Regions from separate parts of the Homo sapiens genome. Here regions 1 and 2 are each linked to region 3. A link is an interaction called in ENCODE POLR2A ChIA-PET data of the cell type or tissue named here. Cell type or tissue: HepG2. All regions are shown on one strand.

Region 1 (2,500 bases), 150 kb before region 3:
AGTTCATTGGTACAACAAATACTATTTAATGGTTGTGGGCCTACGGATGAAACAGACAGACATCCCTGTCTGTTTCAGGTTTACATTCTAGAGTGAGAAGGTAAACAAGACAATAGGGACATCAGTAAAATATCAGGCATGCAGTGGTGCTGAGTGCCACAGAGAGACCATCAGGCAGAGAGGCAGCCGGAGGGTGCTGGGAGCAGGGGCTGCAGTTGAAACAGGGCCGTTCTGGGCAGCATGCGAACCCAGCAGTGGGGATGGGGCGGAGATGTCCCCAGCTTCAGAACCCACCAGTTATGGATCAAGGCAGGTCCGGTGCTTCTCATCCCACTAGGAATAACTCCTGAATCCCTCTCTGTGGCCTGTGGCCGGGACAGTCTGGTCCCTGGCTGCCTCCTGACCTCGTCGTTTATCTTTCCTCTCTGCTGTTCAGCTCCCGCCACAGTGGCCTGTTTCTTTCCTTGCTGCTCCTGCAGCACAGCCCTGACTCGGGGACTTTGCGTGTCCCCTCAGCGCTGCAGGGCCCACTCCTTCCTCTGTCCTGGTCTCTGCTTAGCCAGCGCACGGTCAGGGAGGCATGGGTGGCCAGCCCGCAAGGAGCCAGGCCTCCCAGCACCCCTTCCCTTGTGTGGCCTCCTCCCACATGGGATCTCAGCCGGTCCTGGCTTCAACTAAACAGGACGTGGCAGGCGTGATGCCCTGCCAATTCCAGGCCTAAGCCTTGACACAGCCTGGCAGCTTCTGCTTCTGAATTGCAGGAGCCCCAAGCTGTCATGTAAAGAAGTCTGGCTGCTTTGCTGGAAAGGCCAAATGGAGAGACCACGTGAGAGGCCACATAGACAGGCCTTGTGGAGAGGGAAAGGTGCTGAGACTACCTGGAAGGGGAGCCCAGTTGACCAAACACCCCCACTGAGCCCATCCCCCCAGCCATCCCTGCCAGGACACCAAACATGTAAGTGAGGCATCCCGGCCGTTCCAGCCTGGCCAAGCGCCAGTGGACTGTAGCTGCAGAGAAAATCTGCATAGAACAAAAGTACTGCCGAGCTGAGCCCAGTTAGTCCACAGAATCATGAGAGATAAGCAAATGATTGTTGTTTCAAGTCACTTAGTCTTGAGGTGGCTTAGCATGCAGTGAGATGACTGGAACACCTTCCCTGGCCACCCAAACTCAAATACTCAAATTGCATTTTCTTTCCTTTGCTTTTCTTCTTCCCTTTTTTTTTTTTTTTTTTTTTTTTGACAGAGTCTGGCTCTGTCGCCCAGGCTGGAGTGCGATGGTGCAATCTTGGCTCACTGCAACCTCCGCCTCCCAGGTTCAAACCATTCTCCTGCCTCACTCTCCCAAGTAGTTGGGACTACAGGCGTCCGCCACCATGCCCAGCTAATTTTTATATTTTTTGGTAGAGACAGGGTTTTGCCATGTTGGCCAGGCTGGTCTTGAACTCCTGACCTCAGGTGATCCACCCGCCTTGGCCTCCCAAAGTGCTATGATTACAGGTGTGAGCCACTACACCTGGCCCCTGTGCTTTTCTTCACACTTAAAATCTCCTGACATTTGTACATATATTTGTTTACTGTCCAGCCCTCCCACAGGTCTGTAATCTCGAAGAGGTGGGGAATTTTGTTGAATTTGCTCACTGCTTTCTTCCTGGAGCTCAAGACAGTGCCTAGATCAACACAGGCACTCAATAAATATTTGTAGAAAGAATGTATAAGTATCCATGGCCAGGCGCGGTGGCTCACACCTGTAATCTTAGCACTTTTGGAGGCCAACGTGGGCAGATCATTTGAGCCCAGGAGTATGAGAACGGCCTGGGCAACATAGGGAGACCTTCTCTCTAAAATAAATTAAAAAAAAAATAGGCCCGGCACGGTGGGTCATGCCTGTAATCCTAGCACTTTGGGAGGCCGAGGTGAGTGGATCACTTGAGGTCAAACGTTCGAGACCAGCCTGGCCAACAAAATGAAACCCCATCTATACTAAATATACAAAAAAATTAGCCAGGCATGGTGGTGCACGCCTGTAATCCCGGCTGGTTGGGGAGGCTGAGACGGGAGAATCGCTTGAACTGGGGAGGCGGAGGTTGCAGTGAGCTGAGATCATCCCATTGCACTCCAGCCTGGGTGACAGAGCGAGACTTCATCTCAAAAAAAAAAAAAAAAAGAAAAGAAAAAAATTTAAATAATAAATAAATATCCAATCTTCTAAGATCCAAACAGTCCTGCTTTTAGAATGACCCCTTTACCCTGAGAAAACAAAACAGAACAAAACACTCAATCCCCAGCTTGCAGGGGCACACGCTGTTCTGCGAGGTACATCCTGCAACTGACCTCAGGCATGAAAATCCACACATTTTTCTTGAACTGCACCGTGGAAGATTGATTGGAAAACGAACTGAACATTTAAAAATAAACAATGACTTTAAACAAACTGAGTTCTATGTTTGGACAATCTCCTCTATTCTGGGAGGAAGGGGTGAAGAGCTCTCAGGGCAGA
Region 2 (2,500 bases), 200 kb after region 3:
CACCCAGCTTGAGAGTGTGTTCTCGGAAGGCCAGTTCCTGGTATCCTCCCTCGATGATCAAACGTGAGAGTGCCCTGGCTGTGGATCACACTGTCACTGCCCACGGCCAGAGGTCAGAACCCATTTGGAAATATAAATGCTGCCTTACCCAGGATTCAAAGGCCTCCATGAGCTCCCCTAAGACTTTGTAGAGGTTAAGACTGGAATGAAAAGTGTGACTCAGTCTCGCTCAACGCCGAGTGACAGTGTGGGAGAAGTGTGTTGCCACAGCAGCTGATAGAGTTGTCCCCAGGGAGAGCATATGCTAGGAAGTTTCTTCGTCATGAGTGTTTTAAACCCTCTTCTTGTGAAGGTCTTAGAAAGGTCAAAGTAATGTGTTCCTTCTGTGATGAGAGTGATTTTTTTTTTTTTGAAAATTTTTTTTTTGAGACGGAGTCTCGCTCTGTCGCCCAGGCTAGAGTGCAGTGGCGCGATCTTGGCTCACTGCAAGCTCCACCTCCCAGGTTCATCCCATTCTCCTGCCTCAGCCTCCCGAGTAGCCTGGACTACAGGCACCCGCCGCCACGCCTGGCTAAGTTTTTTGTATTTTTAGTAGAGTCAGGGTTTCACCGTGTTAGCCAGGATGGTCTCGATCTCCTGACCTCGTGATCTGCCTGCCTTGGCCTCCCAAAGTGCTGGGATTACAGGCGTGAGCCACCGCGCCCGGCCGAGAGTGATTTTTCTTAGAACACAATGCCAAGACATTGAAAACAGTCTCCCTTCTCAGTCCCTTCTTTAAAATGCCCTCATGTCAAAATTTGGATTTGATTCCTACTCTGTTTCCTTCCTCTATAACCACTCAAGAGGAGTGGGGATCTCAATGTCTTAGGAGAAGAATCTCAGTATCTGAGCCACTAAGCAGCCTGGACCCAGTCTCCCACAGCATCTAGAGGTTTTGCAGGGCAATGCTGGGGGAGGCCTGTCCACTTCCCCTCCTCTCCTCTTCCACCTCCTTTTACCTCCCCTTAACCACCCCTTCTTACCCTTGTGTTCTCTTTGCTCATTCCATCGATCTTCTTTAGAGAGACTCGGGACTGGCTTGAATGTATCCAAATAAATACACCTCCTGGAGTTCCTCAGTGAAGTCGAACTTAGCCCGGGCTGTGGCAGGAAGGTGTATGAACCTGGATGCCTCTGACCCATTGGACTTTGGTCCATAGGCAGTGAGAATGGTGTTGTTCATTCTTATGGTTTGGGGAGTGTTGTCTGACAGAGGGGCCTGCTGACACTGTCTCCTCACCCTCTGTGCAGCTTCTGGATGTGAAATTCCAAACCTGGCATCTTCTGGGCCTCCCAAGACTGATTCTTCCTGTTTCCCAACATGCAAATTGCAGGCTCCATAACTCCTCAGGAGCTATTGCTGGCAAAAGGCTATTTTCCCTCACTGAATTTTTGAACACGTTTCAGGATTGTAATGCAGAAGTTTTTATCTCTGATCCTGGGTAGCAGCATTTATTGGCACTGGGGAAGAGGGAAACAACAGAGTGGAGATGGCACACTGTGGGCCTGCTGGCTAAAATGCTTGTGGCTGAAAGCCTGCAGATGTGTTTGGTTTGGTTCGGTTCACATATTTTTTAAATCAGTCAATTTCACGTTGAGAGAAAAATTTTTTAAAAGTGTCTGGCCTAACATGAAAAATCAAAACATCTTCCAACTCAGCAATCACATTTCTAGGGCAATCGGCCATGACAGAGTGTCACTGTCTAATTTTAGGTGGGGGCGGGTGTTTTTACTACAGTCTCCACCACTCCCCATGGTCTCACACCTGGCCTGTGTTTGTGCTCCTGTGCATCTTTGACCTTGGGTGGGGAATATCTTGCATCAGGGTCATGGCTGCTGAGGCTCCTGGGCGTGTGTGCTCCAGAGATAGGCCTCCACTCTGCTCTGACTCTGCTGTTGCTTTGTATGGGGACTGCTCATGCCTTGGGTACGAATCGCTCACTCCTAAAGAGGAGCAGGTGAGAATGTGGGACATCAGAGAGTGCCTGGGTTTGTTTCTTCTCTGAATTTATTAGCCTGAAGAAAGAATTAGTGAAACCTGAAGTTTGGTGGTAGGGTGGGGATAGAAACTGTTGAAGGCCTTGATTTCTATAAATAGTAACCTCCATGTATGTTTGACAGGTGAAAGGAAAGCAAGCCAGGATGGATATTTACGACACTCAAACCTTGGGGGTTGTGGTCTTTGGAGGATTCATGGTTGTTTCTGCCATTGGCATCTTCCTGGTGTCGACTTTCTCCATGAAGGAAACGTCATATGAAGAAGCCCTAGCCAACCAGCGCAAGGAGATGGCGAAAACTCACCACCAGAAAGTCGAGAAGAAAAAGAAGGAGAAAACAGTGGAGAAGAAAGGAAAGACCAAGAAAAAGGAAGAGAAACCTAATGGGAAGATACCTGATCATGATCCAGCCCCCAATGTGACTGTCCTCCTTCGAGAACCAGTGCGGGCTCCTGCTGTGGCTG
Region 3 (2,500 bases):
GCATGTGTGGATGGGGTTCATGGTATCCATTTCCCTAAAATCCAGTTCCCTAAAATTGCTTGGCAATTGCTGCTTAGGAGCATTTTGTTTTTCTGAGTCCCTGTCTTTCTTCAGACTCTCACAGAGGCTTGAGGTCCTGGAAAGATTAAGGCCTATAGAAGCAGGGTGTCAATGCACATTTCTTGAATTTAAGAAATTCACAAACTGGGTTGTGGCCCACTAAAAGGATTTTCATTTTCAGCTTTATGGCAAATTGTAGCTTCCCTGGAGGAATTGGAAGCATTCTCGGCGTTTTGCAGGAGAGCTGCTGTTTTGACATCTGCAAAAGCGCAGTCACGTAGGCAGCCCCAGGCTCCAACCAGGGATACAGATGGTCCAGCCTGGGGAAAGAGTGGGCAGGGTGGAGCAGGGGTGCAGGGAAGCCCGGACTCTGCTGCAGGAAGAGTGAACTGAGTGCAGAGTGGGGATGACGGGCGCAGGCAGGGCCCAGGGGGTTGGCTAATCCTGCGATGCTCCTTTAATAGTGCCAGGTGCTAGGATAGCTATTCCCCACTGCCAACTCCCCTGGGCTCTCAAGGACTGCCTTTGGCTGTGCCAGTGTATTTTTAGCCCTCCAGCAAGTGGAACAAAGTGCTCGGAGAGGCGCTGTTTCCCTCTCGGCTGCAGGCAACGCTCCGCACCTTTCTGAGCCGGTGCAAGGGCCCCCTCCAGCAGCAGAGAGGATGTGGGTCTGGCTCGCACCTTCCTCCCACGCCCTCCCTCAGGAGCCTGGGCGCGGGACGTCCTCATCGGTTGGAGAGAGGCGAGTTACCTGTGCTCCCGGTTGTTTAGGGGAGAGCGAGTGGGCTGGCCTTTCCCTAGGAGAGGACTCAGCACAGGGCAGGAGGCTGTCCTGGTGGGATCTGGCCTCTGACGACCACTCACTCTGAGGAAAAAATGATGTGTCCCAAGACCACCTCCAGTTAGGTGGGCAAGGCAGGGCGCTCTAGGCCAGGGGGCTAGGTGGACAGGTGAGCCCCTGACCACAGCCAGAAAAGCCCTCATCCCTGAAGGCTGCCATGAGGGGAGGCGTGGGTGAAAGTGGCAAGAAGCCACTTCCTGGTGACCCAGTGGTAAACACTTGAGGTCAACCTTGAGCATTGATCTGCCAAATATTTGCCTGGGTCACTGACCTAGCATACTTCCTGCCTTCATCTCCTCCCCAGCTGCAACCCGACTGCCCTACCCCTTGATCCTGGAGGGGTAGACATCATTTCCCAGAGAGGCCCTTTCCAGGCACAGTCCCCTCTCATGGGGCATGGGCTGTGGGTGAGGGTGGATGGGCTGGGGACTGGGGCAGGCATCCTCATGGGCCCTTTGAAGTGGCTACCCCAGTGAAGCTGGTCTGAAGCGGTCAAGGTTCACACAGCTGCCCACGCAGAACCAAACTCCACAAGGACCAGGCTGCCAGGGCTCCCTCCCCAACAGCTCCATCACCCGACCCTGGGAAAAAGAGAGACCTTGCCTCTCCAAGCAGGCAGGAGGAGGCCAAGGGGTCTCTGGCCAGGGCCTGGAGAGGCTCTCTCTCTCTCTCTTTCATCACACACACACACACACACACACACGCACACGCACACGCACATGCACGCACGCACGCACACACACACACCCTACTTCCCCTGAGTGCCCACCCTGGGTCGGTCACCATGCTAAGTTCTGCACAGACACTATACCCCACATTGTTGTAACCCTCTGTGAGTTACGTTGCTCCATTTTACCAAGTTGGAAACCAGGATTCAGAAATGTTAGGCAACCTTTCTGAGCTCACACAGCTGCGAGTGGGGAAGCTGGATGTCAGATCCCAGGCTGCCGGATGGCCTGCAGCACCCAAGAAGGAGAGAGAAGGACAAGAAGACCATGCACCTGTTCTGGGAGAGTCTGGGACAAGAGGAGATGTGAGGGCTGGTCGGAGGCAGAGCCGCTGTGCCTGCAGAGCACTGATCATTCACAATCATTTCCCAAAATCGCTTACAGGGAGAGAATTAAACCAACTTGCTTAAGTCATTGTTGTTTGGGATTTTCTGTCACTTGAAGCAAAAATGGTACTAAATAAAACACCTGTAGTCTAAGCCCCTTCCACTAGGCTGGCTGCCTGCTCTCTAAAGGCACCTCTTTCTGTGCCTGGCTGTTCCACAGGCTGCAGCCTTCCCTCTGGCTGTGGCTATCTCTGTATTTCCTTCAAGGCCCAGCTGAAAAGACCACCTCCTCCATGATGCCTTATGTAATTTCTACACATCAGAAATGATGAGTTCCTTTCCCTGCTGTCTCCAGTCTCTCAGTTTATTTCTTGTATTGAAGTCATCATGCCTGATTGGCATGTGATAATCTTCCATTGTGTATCTGTCTTACTCCTCAAGTTGGAAGAGACAGTATTTCCTTCAGCTTAACGGGGATGGTGTGTGGGTAAACCAGCTCTCCAGGAGAAAAAGCACCCTGATTTGTAGTGCTAGCCAATTCCCAT

What was found. Peaks named below come from ENCODE experiments on the same cell type or tissue, not always from the same donor. Only the 100,000 strongest peaks of a DNase experiment are listed, where the experiment ranks them.
Region 1: POLR2A ChIA-PET joins it to region 3 with 5 read pairs; 3 of 35 experiments call an interaction of 5 or more read pairs at or near these places.
Region 2: POLR2A ChIA-PET joins it to region 3 with 5 read pairs; 6 of 35 experiments call an interaction of 5 or more read pairs at or near these places.

The regions. Positions count from the first base shown.
Region 1 is chr20:18,006,085-18,008,584 of GRCh38, reverse strand. No RefSeq gene overlaps it. Among named protein-coding and RNA genes, the nearest start is that of MGME1, 38 kb to the right of the region's middle. RefSeq lists enhancers at 56-616, 617-1,178. In HepG2, no CTCF peak of the experiment used is centred here; a DNase peak (open chromatin) is centred at 1,005; H3K27me3 peaks cover 1,388 bases.
Region 2 is chr20:17,660,189-17,662,688 of GRCh38, reverse strand. It overlaps RRBP1 (ribosome binding protein 1), which reads left to right. Exons shown (of 25, transcript NM_001365613.2): 3 at 2,161-2,500. The coding sequence starts at 2,182. Among named protein-coding and RNA genes, the nearest start is that of RRBP1, 21 kb to the left of the region's middle. In HepG2, no CTCF peak of the experiment used is centred here; a DNase peak (open chromatin) is centred at 1,178.
Region 3 is chr20:17,857,944-17,860,443 of GRCh38, reverse strand. No RefSeq gene overlaps it. Among named protein-coding and RNA genes, the nearest start is that of SNORD17, 100 kb to the left of the region's middle. RefSeq lists an enhancer at 630-1,203. In HepG2, a CTCF peak has its summit at 652; a DNase peak (open chromatin) is centred at 1,183.